2 separate regions of the Homo sapiens genome follow, and region 1 is linked to region 2. Evidence: chromatin contacts called from ENCODE Hi-C or POLR2A ChIA-PET data. All regions are on one chromosome and are shown on one strand. Each heading gives the region's core, a stretch centred on a gene start or an enhancer-like site at or near the end of the contact. The rest is flanking DNA. Distances are from core to core; before and after follow the strand shown.

What was found. A loop is a pair of places that touch in the nucleus more often than their neighbours do. ChIA-PET counts read pairs that join two places held with the same protein, here RNA polymerase II (POLR2A). Pooled maps may share reads with other maps.
Region 1: a map of CD8-positive, alpha-beta T cell shows a loop between it and region 2 (7-fold over the local background). The contact joins the promoter of MTFR1L here to the enhancer-like site in region 2. A Hi-C loop is called at or near these places in 3 of 168 maps with a recorded cell type or tissue (CD8-positive, alpha-beta T cell, naive thymus-derived CD4-positive, alpha-beta T cell and transverse colon) and 5 of 50 pooled maps. POLR2A ChIA-PET finds 5 or more read pairs at or near these places in 13 of 52 experiments (B cell, CD4-positive, alpha-beta T cell, CD4-positive, alpha-beta memory T cell and 10 more).

What each region holds. Positions count from the first base shown.
Region 1 is chr1:25,817,936-25,823,871 of GRCh38, forward strand. It overlaps MTFR1L (mitochondrial fission regulator 1 like), which reads left to right and starts at 2,019. Exons shown (of 7, transcript NM_001099625.2): 1 at 2,019-2,094; 2 at 5,084-5,193; 3 at 5,709-5,813. The coding sequence starts at 5,170. It overlaps LOC646471 (a long non-coding RNA gene), which reads right to left and starts at 5,671. Exons shown (of 1, transcript NR_024498.1): 1 at 2,019-5,671. SELENON (selenoprotein N) reads left to right here. Exons shown (of 12, transcript NM_206926.2): 12 at 1-286. RefSeq lists enhancers at 62-562, 2,205-2,344, 2,725-2,814 and silencers at 1,805-1,994, 2,445-2,614.
Region 2 is chr1:25,771,507-25,777,294 of GRCh38, forward strand. It overlaps MAN1C1 (mannosidase alpha class 1C member 1), which reads left to right. Exons shown (of 12, transcript NM_020379.4): 8 at 151-266. Among named protein-coding and RNA genes, the nearest start is that of SELENON, 26 kb to the right of the region's middle. RefSeq lists enhancers at 330-1,302, 3,374-3,523, 3,694-3,863. Within about 2 kb of position 4,130, at least 6 of the 41 ENCODE cell types and tissues checked have a DNase peak (open chromatin) inside an H3K27ac peak, as active enhancers do; they include CD4-positive, alpha-beta T cell, CD8-positive, alpha-beta T cell and OCI-LY7, where a contact is called at or near this core.

The DNA of each region.
Region 1 (5,936 bases), core at 769-3,268, 44 kb after region 2:
TCTCTCTGCCTCCCCCCCCATCCTGTCAGGCACAGGTGACGGGGGCAGCCCATGCGAGCCCTTCTCCTGCTGCTCTGGGAGGGCCAGTTCCACATTGAGCCAGCCTGGTCCCATGGAAAATGATGGCCTGGGCTTTCTGAGGCCTTATCTGATGCCTCTGCAGTTCATGTCCCCCACCAGGCCTCGAGGCTCAGGGTGGGAGAGGGCCCCGGGCTGCCCTGTCACTCCTCTAACACTTCCCTCCCCTGTCCCCAACATGCCCTGTAATAAAATTAGAGAAGACTAACTAGAGTGGTTCTAAGTGCTTTTCCTTTGAGTGGCATGTTGCTCAGCTCCGTCCTTCCATGGGGTGGCTCCCTCTTGGGGCAGAGTTGAGCTGGAATGCTTTCAGGTACTATCTTACCTATCGAAGGCTTGAGTGACTTGCCCAAAATAAGTTTTACGATAGAACAAGTGGTAGGACTTACTGTTTTGAGAATCTGGTGCTCTCTGTTGAGAGAGATCTGGGAGTTAAAATCATTGTCTTAAAAGCAGAGCCTGAGACAGGCATGAAGTGTTTTTTTGTTTGTTTGTTTTGTTTGTTTGGTGGGGCTGGGGGGGAGTGTACTTCCAGAAAAACCAGTAAAAGAAGGAAGGAAGCAGAAGAGGGAAAGGAAAAATGCTGAGCAGGAACAGTCTCAGCCCAGCCTTGGCCTGACCCACAGTGGAAGAGCTGTGGGGCATAAACCACACTGCAGAGCTGAACTGGCCTTTTGGACCTTTTATCAGTCATTGGCTTGGGAGGTGAAGGAAATTCCCAGGTAGGGAGCTCCGTTCTTCCTGCAAGGGGATCTGAGTGGGACACCAAATCAGCATCTACACCCAGGACAGACAGCCAGCGTGGACTTGCATGATCCGCCATCGCACAGGAGGGAAAGGTAATGATTAAAACACAATGTGCCATCCTGGGAAGAGGGCCAGACCTGGAAGTCAATCTTCAGCGTTTGAGATATGGTGGAGATCAGGGTGGACGACCTCTGAGGTCTCTAGCCAGGACCAGTCACATAATTTGCACAGCCCCGTGCAAAATGAAAACACAAGAACCCCTATTAGAAAATCATTTCAAGACGGCAACAGCAAAGTACTAAACCAAGTACAGGATTCTGAGCATGCGGCCCGTTGTGACTGCATGGGCTGTTCACCCATGAAACCAGCTCTGTCTCTGGCAGAGGGGACTGCAGGCTTTGGAACCAAGGAACTCCAGCCTGGGAGCCAGGCACAGCCCGAGGCTGTGCTGAAGGCAGAGAAGGAAATGTGACCCAGGAACTGCATGCCACAGACCAAGACAGTGAGGGCTGGAGCACAAAGAGGGAGTGGGTTAGTGAGCCTGGAAGGAATGTGGCTCTTCCCACAGAGCCTCTGGAGTCTTGTACATCAAGTACCCATCTAATAAGCAAACTCATTGAATATACCGTGTGTGTGTGTGTGTGTGTGTGTGTGTGTGTGTGTGTGTGTGAGAGAGAGAGAGAGAGGCTAAAATAGAAGAAAGCTGCAAAGTGCTGGAGGGCAGGAGTCAAGAGGAGAAAGAGGCCCATTCTGCGCATTCTTGCTGGAGAGAGGCTTTGCAAAGGGACCTGCCTGGGAACCAAGAACTGGGAAGGGGGCCAGGGTGAGGATTCTGAAGTTTGCCCTAGGGGTAGGAGCATATTTTAGGGGTCGAGCGACACACCCCTGGGCTTCCAGAAGTCGGATGGGGCTAAACGTGGAGAGCAACAAGCAGGGAGACGCGACGAATACCAGGCCGAGGGATCTCCAAACGCAGCCAACTCCTCCCGGGGACACAGACCCCGCGGGGGCACGGTCTCGATGGAGGGGAGTGTGCTCCGCGGTATCGGAGCCTACAGCCGCCAGCGCCTCGCCCACTCGGGGGCCGCGCTCCCCTCGCCACCGAGCTGGACCCGCCTCCTGAGGGTGCGCGGAGGTGCGCCTCGGTGCGCAGCTGCGGAGGATCGCTTCCGGGGGGCGGGTCAGCGGAAGTGAGGGCGGTTGAGGCTGGGCGGCCCAAGGTGGAAGGAGGGGCCGTGAGGTGAGAGAGTCCGGGAGCCCGAGCTTGAGGTGAGAAAGGTTCTAGGGAGGCGCGGAGGCGGGAGCGCGACCTTCCAGCCCGTTAGTAGACTGGGTCTACGTGCCGGGCGCTGTGCGGAGCCCGCAGCTCCTGTTCCCGCGCGAGTTCTCGCGGGAGCCGCAGCTGTCCGTCTCACTTGGCCCGGGGGAAACTGAGTCCCCGAAGGGTAGTTGCTCGTCGGAGTTCCCCAGCAAACAGTGACCAAGCCAGACCTCAGGCTTCTAGTTTCGGCTTCGCTGCTTGACGGGCCGGGCTGCCCCGCCGCGCATTCTGAGACCTGGCCGCGGCTCGGAGGCTTCCGCGCACTCGGGTCCGGGTCCTGTGGGTCCAAGGGCCGCTGGGCAGGCGGCGAGCACTTGGCCGACCTTGGCCCAGGTCGGGTCGTCTGCCGCGGGGGAGGGGCGACTCGCCCTGGCGGGTCCCCGCGGGGAGAGGGTCCGCGCGGGTCTCCGGCCACTGCTGCGCGCGGCAAAGTTTCACTGAGCGCGGCGGCCTCCGTGGGGGCCCCCGGGACCAGGGGTGCTGAGCAGGGCCCTGCGCTGGAGGAGCTCCCGTTCTCCTGAGGGGACGCCTGTCAGCAGACAGCAACTGCAGCCTCCGGAGGGCTGCGGGGCGCAGAGGTGACAAGACCCACCGGTGCTGCCGGCGAACCGGGGGAAGATCTTCTAGCCAGTGACACTTGGGGGCGGGGGTGACAGCTGAGTTGGTGTTCCCCTTCATTCGTTTAGTTCAGCGCGTTGAAGCGCTCACTGTGTCCTAGGCAGACACCGTGCTGTGCGCGGGGATCACAGTTATCTAGTTCCTCTCGCGAGGACTCCGAGGGACAGGCAGGGTGCTGCGGAGCGCACAGGAAAGGACCTGACCCTGTCGCAGGGAAGGAAGGTGATGCTTAAGCTGAGCTCTGAGGAATGATGAAGAATGAGCTCGGCGAAGGGGGTGCTGGTGTTTGATGCAGGGCTCAGAGGTGGGCCCAGTGTTGGGGGTTGAGGGCCAGTGTGGCTGGAGGGCAAGGGGGAGAGCAGGAGGGCTGGCTGCGAAGCGTGCAGGCCTTGGTGCTCAGTGAATGTGGTCTAGAGACGGCAGAGAAAGATGGGTTTGGGACTGATTGTGGATTTTATCCTGTGTTGGCTCTAGTAAGCCAGTTTTAAACGGATGAGCGATGTGATTAACTGTGTTTGGGAAGGATTCCTCTGGCTGTGTGTGAGGGTTAGGCCCGGCTGGGTCTTTGGAGGTAAGGTCGGAGAGGAAGTGGCAGTAAGCACCGTTAGTGCAATTTGTGGCCGACACGGACATTCAGCACAGAGCCTGGCACACAGAGGGACTCTGATAATAAAGGCTTGAACTGAGCCGAGAAGATGGAGCCCACGCAGGAGGTGGCAGGACCTGGACCAGGCTTTGGGTGCTTTGCACTGGCATGACCACTGAGTGACCTTAGACAAGTGCCTTCCCCTGTCCAACTTCCTTTCCCCATGTGTATCGTGAAGTGAATGACACCTCGTCTCCCAAGGGTAGAAGAGGGGACCCTCCACAGGAGGTCTCCAGAAAGAGCTGCTTTGTCAGTCTAGTCTATCTCCCATTCAGAGCCTGTCCAGGGCTCCCCAGTGACCCGGACCTCATGACTTGCCCCCTACTTTTGTAGCTTTATCATGCTCTGCTCCTCTTTCCATGTCCTTCACCTTCTTGTGCTGGACCTGTGCTCTTGCTGTTTTGTCTTCATTTCCTACTCCCTCGCAACTTACTACAGGGCACTAGGGCCAGAGCTCTGACCTCATCTGGCCACCTGCCTAATGCTACTCAGCCTTTGCTAGAAGTATGTATTCATGTCCTATCACTCTGCTGGACAGCGAGTTCCTTGAGAGCATGACTGTGTCTTACTCCTTCCATAGCCCCTACGGTGCCCAGCACAAGGCCTGGCACAAGTGGGTACTGTTGGTGTTTGATGAACAAGTGAATGAACGAGCACACTGATTGCATCTGCTCACCATGCAAGGACTGCTGTGAAGAGCAGTCAGATGTCACCTCACCCATCTGTGTCATGTTTTAACAGTTCATTAAGCACTCAACCCCATTTCACTCATTGACCCTTAAGGTAGCCTCCAGTGGCAGCTTTTCCTGTCTCCTTTTTCCAGATGGAAAAACCAACATTCAGAAAAGTTAAATAACTTGCCTGTAGCTACAAAGCCAGAAGGTGGCTGAGCCAGGATAAACTTTTTTGGCTCTTTTTCTCTGTAGCTCATGAGACTGAGATTGGCATGAGCTGGTGTTCGTTCTCCTATTTTCTCTGATCTCTCCCTTTGCAAGGGCCCAGCAGTGCTTTTACATCTCATCTTCAAGAATGAATCCTGGGCTTGGATAGTACTTATAATTTGGCTAGATGAGCTTTGTAGCTACCAAGGATTCTATTTGCATCTTTAGAAGTTTTGCCTCAAGAAACCTGAGAGCCCAGGAAGGCTCTTGGGTTGGCCAAGCTCACTAGGCAAATCTTTTTTTTTTTTTTTTTTTTTTGAGACGGAGTCTCGCTCTGTCACCCAGGTTGGAGTGCAGTGGCGTGATCTCGGCTCACTGCAAGCTCTGCCTCCTGGGTTCACGCCATTCTCCTGCCTCAGCCTCCCAAGTAGCTGGTACTACAGGTGCCCGCCACCACACCTGGCTAATTTTTTGTATTTTTAGTAGAGACAGGGCTTCACTGTGTTAGCCAGGATGGTCTCGCTCTCCTGACCTCGTGATCCGCCCACCTCGGCCTCCCAAAGTGCTGGGATTACAGATGTGAGCCACTGCGCCTGGCCGCAGATCTTTAACAGAACCTTTAAGAGTCTGGACTTAGAGCTAAGTGTTGGGTGAGGGCAGCCTCTTGGGCTGGTTTTCTCCCCTGTGAAGTCATGGCTCTGCAGGGCCTGGTTTTTTGGGGCTTGTGTGGTGACCATTAAATCCCCACTGTGGGGGGTTGTTTCACAAGAGGGAAATCTGGTGCTCCTCCAGATGGCCTGATATGAAGGAGTCACGCCTCCCGCCTCCCGGAGCTGCCCAGTGGCTGCCTTGTCCTTCAAGTGCAGGAGCTGGTTCAAATGTCAGGAATGGAAGCCACTGTGGTAAGGGGCATTCCCAGGGCAGGGGTATGGTGGGGAAGGTTGGGTGCTGGGCCTGCTGAAGTACTGTAAAAGGTTCTGAGACTCTCCAGTTGAGCACTCCTTTCTCCAGAGGCCTGGAATTGGAGCAAGGCCACCGTTTCACTCCCTCCCCCTAAGAAGAACCAACTATGATCCTGGGGCACTTCAGGAGTCAGTGTATGTCTGCCTTTCTGTACAGAGGACGGGAAGGAAAGCCTGGATAATCTCTACACTCAGCTACTTCCTCTCCCCTTCCCTGACCCTCCCAACATTGACTGCCTTAGCAGCAGCAGGTATTCCCTTGGGTGGCTGGCCAGGGTGTAGGCTGGCAACTGGGGAACCTGCCCTCACTATAATTGAGAGTTGACTTGCCCCTAGAGAGTGCCCTGTCCCTAGGTTTGTGGAATTCAGTCTCCACAAACCTAGAGAGGAGAGGACAAGGACAGTAGTTGGATTCATTCTCTGGGGTTGTAGCTGTCTCCGTCTCTTTGCTCCAGACCATCCCAATCTGGCAAAACAAGCCACATGGGGCTGCTCGAAGTGTAGTAAGAAGAATTGGGACCAACCTACCCTTGAAGCCGTGTGCCCGGGCGTCCTTTGAGGTGAGTATGTTGGAAGGGCAGGAGAGTAGAGGCTCAGACAGTGCTGCTTCTGTGCCCCAAACCCCTTGGTACTGCCCAAGTAGGTTGTTTCCTGGTCACTTTTCATTCTGTTATGAAATATTT
Region 2 (5,788 bases), core at 2,880-5,379:
CCCATTCCAGGTTCGGTGGCTGCTGGCGAGATGCCCGCTTCCTACCCGTACAGGCACCGGGCCCCTGAGGTCAGGCGGGTGTGCGAGGCCCTGCCCCGTGAGAGCCGGCGGCAGATGGAGATAATGTTCTTGTCCTCTTTCCCTTCACAGACCATGTCTCAGTTGGAGGACTCGGGGACAGTTTTTATGAATATTTGATCAAATCCTGGTTGATGTCGGGCAAGACAGATATGGAGGCTAAAAATATGTACTACGAAGCCTTGGAGGTAAGACAAGCCCTGGATTATTCACAGGCCGCTGGTCACCAGCCCCCGGCTCTCTCACGGCCGAGCGAGGGTGCTGCGGGCAGCGGGGCCAGATGGGCCGAGACTTGCTCCCACCCCCTGCAATGAACCGGTGAGAAGATTGACAGGACAGTCCCCTCCCAGCCAGGCATTTTACACCCTGCGACCCTCCCACATGCTCTAAGACTGGGGCTTTGTTAGATGTGAAACCTAAGCTCTGGGAGGTGAAGTCATTTATCCAAGGTCTCACGGGAAGTGACCGTCAGTCTGATTCAGAAACCACCACCTGCTTGGTGTCTATGCTTTGGCTGATGTATCAGAGCCCAGAGTGCAGCTAGACTGTGGGCTGGCACCCCCAAGGGTGGCTGCCAGAGTGAGACCCTCAGCTGTGTCTTCCTTGGACAGTAGAGGTGACATGAGAAGTATGTCCAAGCTGGAAGAGGCCTCCTTCAGTGGAGCATCCAGTTTTGCTCCTTCTCTTTGTGTGGATGGAAACCAAGGCCTAGAGAGGGGAAGGCACTTGCCCAAGGCCACACAGCACAGAGCTGGCCAAGCTGGCACCACTGCTGGTCTGTCCGCGGGGTGTGGAATGAACGAGGGCTGGAAGGCTGAGGTGAGTCCTTCCAAAGAGGAGAGACGAGGACGAAAGAGGGAATCAGTTAGCCTGAGCCATTGGGAAGAGGGCTAAGGAATCCCACCACTCAACAGATACTTTGGAGCCCAACTAAGGAAAAGGCACTGGGCCTGTTCTGGGCCTCAGTTTCCCCATAAAGCAAGTTGAGCAAGTCGGATCTACTCTGCCACCACCTTGGTCTACACTACCTCCTTATTTTCTCTAAACTGGCTTCCCCTCTGCCCTGCCCTCTGAATGCTGTGTGGGGAACAGAAGCCAGAAGAGCTGGACACGCACATCCCTCTCCTCTCTGGCTTCCCTTAGCACCTGGAATAAATCCAACTCCTCTCCTTTACCCATCGGGTCCGCCTTCCCTGGGCCCTGCTGATCACCCTGACTTCACGCCTGCCTCTCTGCTCTGTGCTCTCTGGGCCCTGGGCACCAGTCTTCCTGCTCTTCCTCAGACACCCCAGGCGACTCCCACCTCAGGGCCTTTGCACTTGCTGTCCCCTCTGCCTGGAATATCATTCCAATGGCTGGGTCCCTTTCACTAGTCAACTCTCAATTCAAATGCCACTGAAACTACCATTCCCAGCCTGTCACATACTCAGGCTTATTCTCTTCACCTTCATCAGCCTCTAAAATTATCACAGGCACATATTTGTTTACTTGCTCATTCTCTATCTTCCCCAAATAGAATATCAGTTATCTGGGATCAGAGATCTTGTCTGCTCCTAAAACAGTGCCTGGCACATAGCAGGCCCATGGTAACTGTTTTGTGAATGAATGAATGCATGGGTGCATGAATGCTGAAAGGATGAATGGAGGGAAGGATGGATGGAGGGAAGGATGGATGGGTGAGTAGATAGATGGGTGGGTGGGTGTGGGCAGTTGGATGGATGGATAGATGGTCTGTGACTACCCTCTGATCACAGGAATCTGGCCAGGAATGGTGGTGCTTAAAAGACACACATTGAAACGGACTGCTAGAGCCATGGACCCTTTAAACTGTAGGCTCAGTAATGATTTTTCCCTGCTCAGCTCCCTGGCACAAGACCTCAGTCATGAAGCAGCTTCTGGGACTGCAGTCCCATCTCAGTCTGGGTCCCAGTCTTGTTCACTCCTGTCTTTGGCTGAGCTCAGACCAGAGCCCCGGTCAGAGAATTAGTGTGCAGCTGGTGGTGGCCGGAGTGTGCTGCCCAGAGGCCCTTTCTGCCTTCCCTTGCAGAGTAAACATAAAGTTAATGAGCAGCCAGGCTCCCTGCCCTCAGGGCACACAGTAGTTGAGCCATCAAGGGAAGAAATGGCCATGAATTATTTAAGGAAACTCAGAGCACTTGATTTTGTAGGAGAGAACTTTGAATAGAAGAGGCTTTGCTCTCTGCATTTGATCTTCCCAGTGAAGAGCCTGGAGCATCTTTGACCCTGGGTGAAGGCTGGGCCTCTGGCAAGTTTGGGGTTTTGAAGAATTTTCTGGTGGTTCTCAACCTTGTTGCCATGTTAAAATCACCTAGGGAGCTGCAAAGTCCTGATGTTCAGACTGCACCCCTGACTCAGAACCTCTGGGCACTGGGCCCGGGCCACACATAAACCTCCTTGGGATTTCGTGTATAGTCAGGGTTGGGAACCACCCACCAAAGACCTTCACCCCTGCCTGCACCTTAGGATCACCTGGAGAGCTTTAAAAATCCCATGTCTAGCCTCACCCCAGGCCAATAAATCCCAATCTGAGATTTTTAAAAAGTTCCTTCCACAATTCTGTTGTGCACCTGGGGTCAGAAAACCACCAGGTTAGACCAGTGTCCAGCTGGGATGGACCGGGGAGGGTCAGACAGATCGGACTGGGCACACCCCTGAGTGTCACGGCAGGAGACAAAGAAGAAGAACAGGAAGAGCTTTGGTCACTTTGGCCTCCTCTGAGCTAGTGCTCTAAGTACCTCATCTTATTTAGCCCCCATCTTACAGATGACGAAACTGAGGGTCAGAAAGGCCCAAGGTCCATATAGCAACAAGTGTCAGAGCCAGGACACAAACACGGGTCTGACTCCAGATCCATTGGGCTGGCCTCTACTTACCAGCAGCCAAATCACAGAGGGGCCTGGCTTGCCTGAAACCCCTCCCGCGAGTGCTCAGATGGGGCTCCTGCAGGCGGCAAAGGAAGGAACAGCCAGCGCCAGGCACTGAGCCAGGCTTCGAATATCCTCTCCTTTAATCCTCACAACCAACCCAGGAATCATTACTCCCATTTTATAGATGAGCAAAGTGAGTCTTCATTAAAGTGAAATAACTTGCCCAAGGTCATCTAGCTCCTAAATCGCAGAGCTGAGATTCAAACCCAGGCCTCTCGCCACGCTGGGCTCACTGCCTATGGGTTAGCCCTGCTCCACAAGGAACAGCACAAATATTTTTGTTAATACATTAAAAAAAAAAAACCCTGGTCTTGTGCCCCACTTAGCTCCTTGCACCGCTGCTTGCTGTGATTTAAACCTTTTACCAGTCGTCTGCCAGCCTGCACTGTCTTGTGTTTTGTTTTAGAAAGCCTTGTTTTTTATCTTTGCATCTGCGTGTCTCAGTTGTGTCTTCAAAGAGGCAGTGGTTTATAATTTCCTCTTGACTGCAATTACTTAGCTTGGGGCCAACCCCCAGTGGAAATAATGTGTGGGAGGCGGTCTGGAAGGTGCAGGTGCCAGGTCTGGTGCGCAGCATCCTGAGGTCTCCCTCAGATGTCTGTGTTCTCTCCAAAGTGTTGACAACTGGTGACTCGGACCCAGGTTTCTGAGCCCTGACACTCCTCCCCTGCACCGCAGGCTTAGTGACGCCGAGCAGCTGCCAGGGACATGGCTCTGCCCGGGAGCCAGGCCGGGCCCAGAGCAGACCCCTGCCTGCAGCCCGGCTGCTCTGCAGGTGTCCTCAGCACTCCCCCATGTGGAGCAGGTGCCCTGGCATGTCACATTGTCAGCGCTTTTCCATCTGCCACTCAGTGTGGGTCCTGCAGCCAGCCCACCAGCCCTGGGCCCTGACAGGAGAGAAAAAAGGAAAAAACAGACCCAGGAGTGAGCGAGTGTTCCTTGAGCATCTTCTGTGTGTCGGGCACTGGCTGGAGGCTGCTGCTGGTGGCTTCTGCTGTCACACGGCACTCAGAGTCTGAGAGAGAGACAGATATACAACAGAAACAGATGCCAAGTAGGAATGGCACCATGTAGAAGGGTGACAGGGGCCCATAGGTAATGGCAGTGGCAGTGCTGGTTTAAATTGGGGCATTCTCTCCAAGGAAGTGACATTCTGGAGGAGGTGGGGTTAGCAGAGTCAGGGCTGGAGCATGCAGGAAGGAGGCGCAGCACCAGCTAAGCCCCGAAGCAGGAAGAAAAATGCAGCTTTCAAGAATGTCACCTTTGCAGAGAGATTTTCCCTGACCTCCCTCTGCAAAGTACAGCACTGCCCCCACCCCAGTTTTTTTTGTTTTGTTTTGTTTTCTTGGGTTTTTTGTTTGTTTGTTTTTTTATGACAGAGTCTCACTCTATTGCCCAGAGTGGAGTGCAGTGGTGCAATCTTGGCTCACCGCAACTTCTGCCTCCTGGATTCAAGTGATTCTCCCACCTCAGCCTCCCAAGTAGCTGGGACTACAGGTATGCACTACCGTGCCTGGCTAATTCTTATATTTTTAGTAGAGATGGGTTTTTGCCATGTTGCCCAGGCTGGTTTCAAACTACTGGGCTCAAATGATCCATCTGCCTCAGCCTCCCAAAGTGCTGGGATTACAGGCGTGAGCCACTGCGTCCAGCCCCTCCCCGCATACCCCTGCATTTTTTAATCTCATCCTCTCACTTTGTTTTATTCAAAATGCTGATCACAAATTGTACCTCTCAGCCAGTTGTGGTGGCTCACGCCTGTAATCCCAACATTTTGGGAGGCCGAGGTGGGTGGATCCCCTGAGGTCAGGAGTTCAAGACCAGCCTGGCCAACATGGTGAAACCCCATCTCTACTAAAAATACAAAAATTAGCCGGGGGTGGTGGCACACGCCTATAATTACCCAGCTACTTGGGAGGCTGAGGCACGAGAATGGTTTAAACTTGGGAGGCGGAGGTTGCAGTGAGCCAAGATCATGCCACTGCACTTCAGCCTGGGTGACAGAGTAAGACTGTGTCTCAAAACAAAACGAATTGCACCTCTCATATATATTTGGTTTTGTTGGGAATTCTCTGCACTAATGGGTGAGCTCCCTGAGGCAGAGTCCAGGCTCCTCTCCAGCACACCTGTAGCCCCAGTACCTAGCACAGCGCTGACACCAAGGAAATATTACATGGCTGCCGAGATATTGTAAGCCAGGAGGGTACCTGAGTGAAAAAAGGCCAGTGTAGGTGAGGTAGGGTGTGAGGAGGGAGGGGCAGGAGACAGACTAGAGTGGAATCATAGGGGTCAGTAATTAGTGGGGACTCGCTCTGTGCTGGGAAATAGGCCAAGTCCTGCAGGCATATCTCATTTAATTCTCACAACCCTATGAGGCAGTTAATGCTCTTATCCCCAGTTTACACGTTAGGAAACTGAGGCACAGAGAGAACATACAACCTGCCCAGTGTCACACAGCGTGGAACTGGTGGAGATGAAATTTGAACCTGATGAGTCTGTGCCCCAGAGCCATGTCCATAGAATCAGGTCCACCCTCAAGGTCCAGATCGTGGAGTCTTGGAGGCCCCTCTGGTGTTTTCACATAAGGGCACTTGGAAACCACTGAAGGTTCTAAGCAGGCAGATGATATGATCCGGTTTGTTAATTGCAGAGTACAGAGACCCCCTGGAGAGTAGATTGGAGGGGTGAAAGTGGAGGCAGAGGCCTGGAAGGGCCCCAGAGGACCCCAGCCATGGGCCAGGCCCCACCAGCCCATGGAGTCT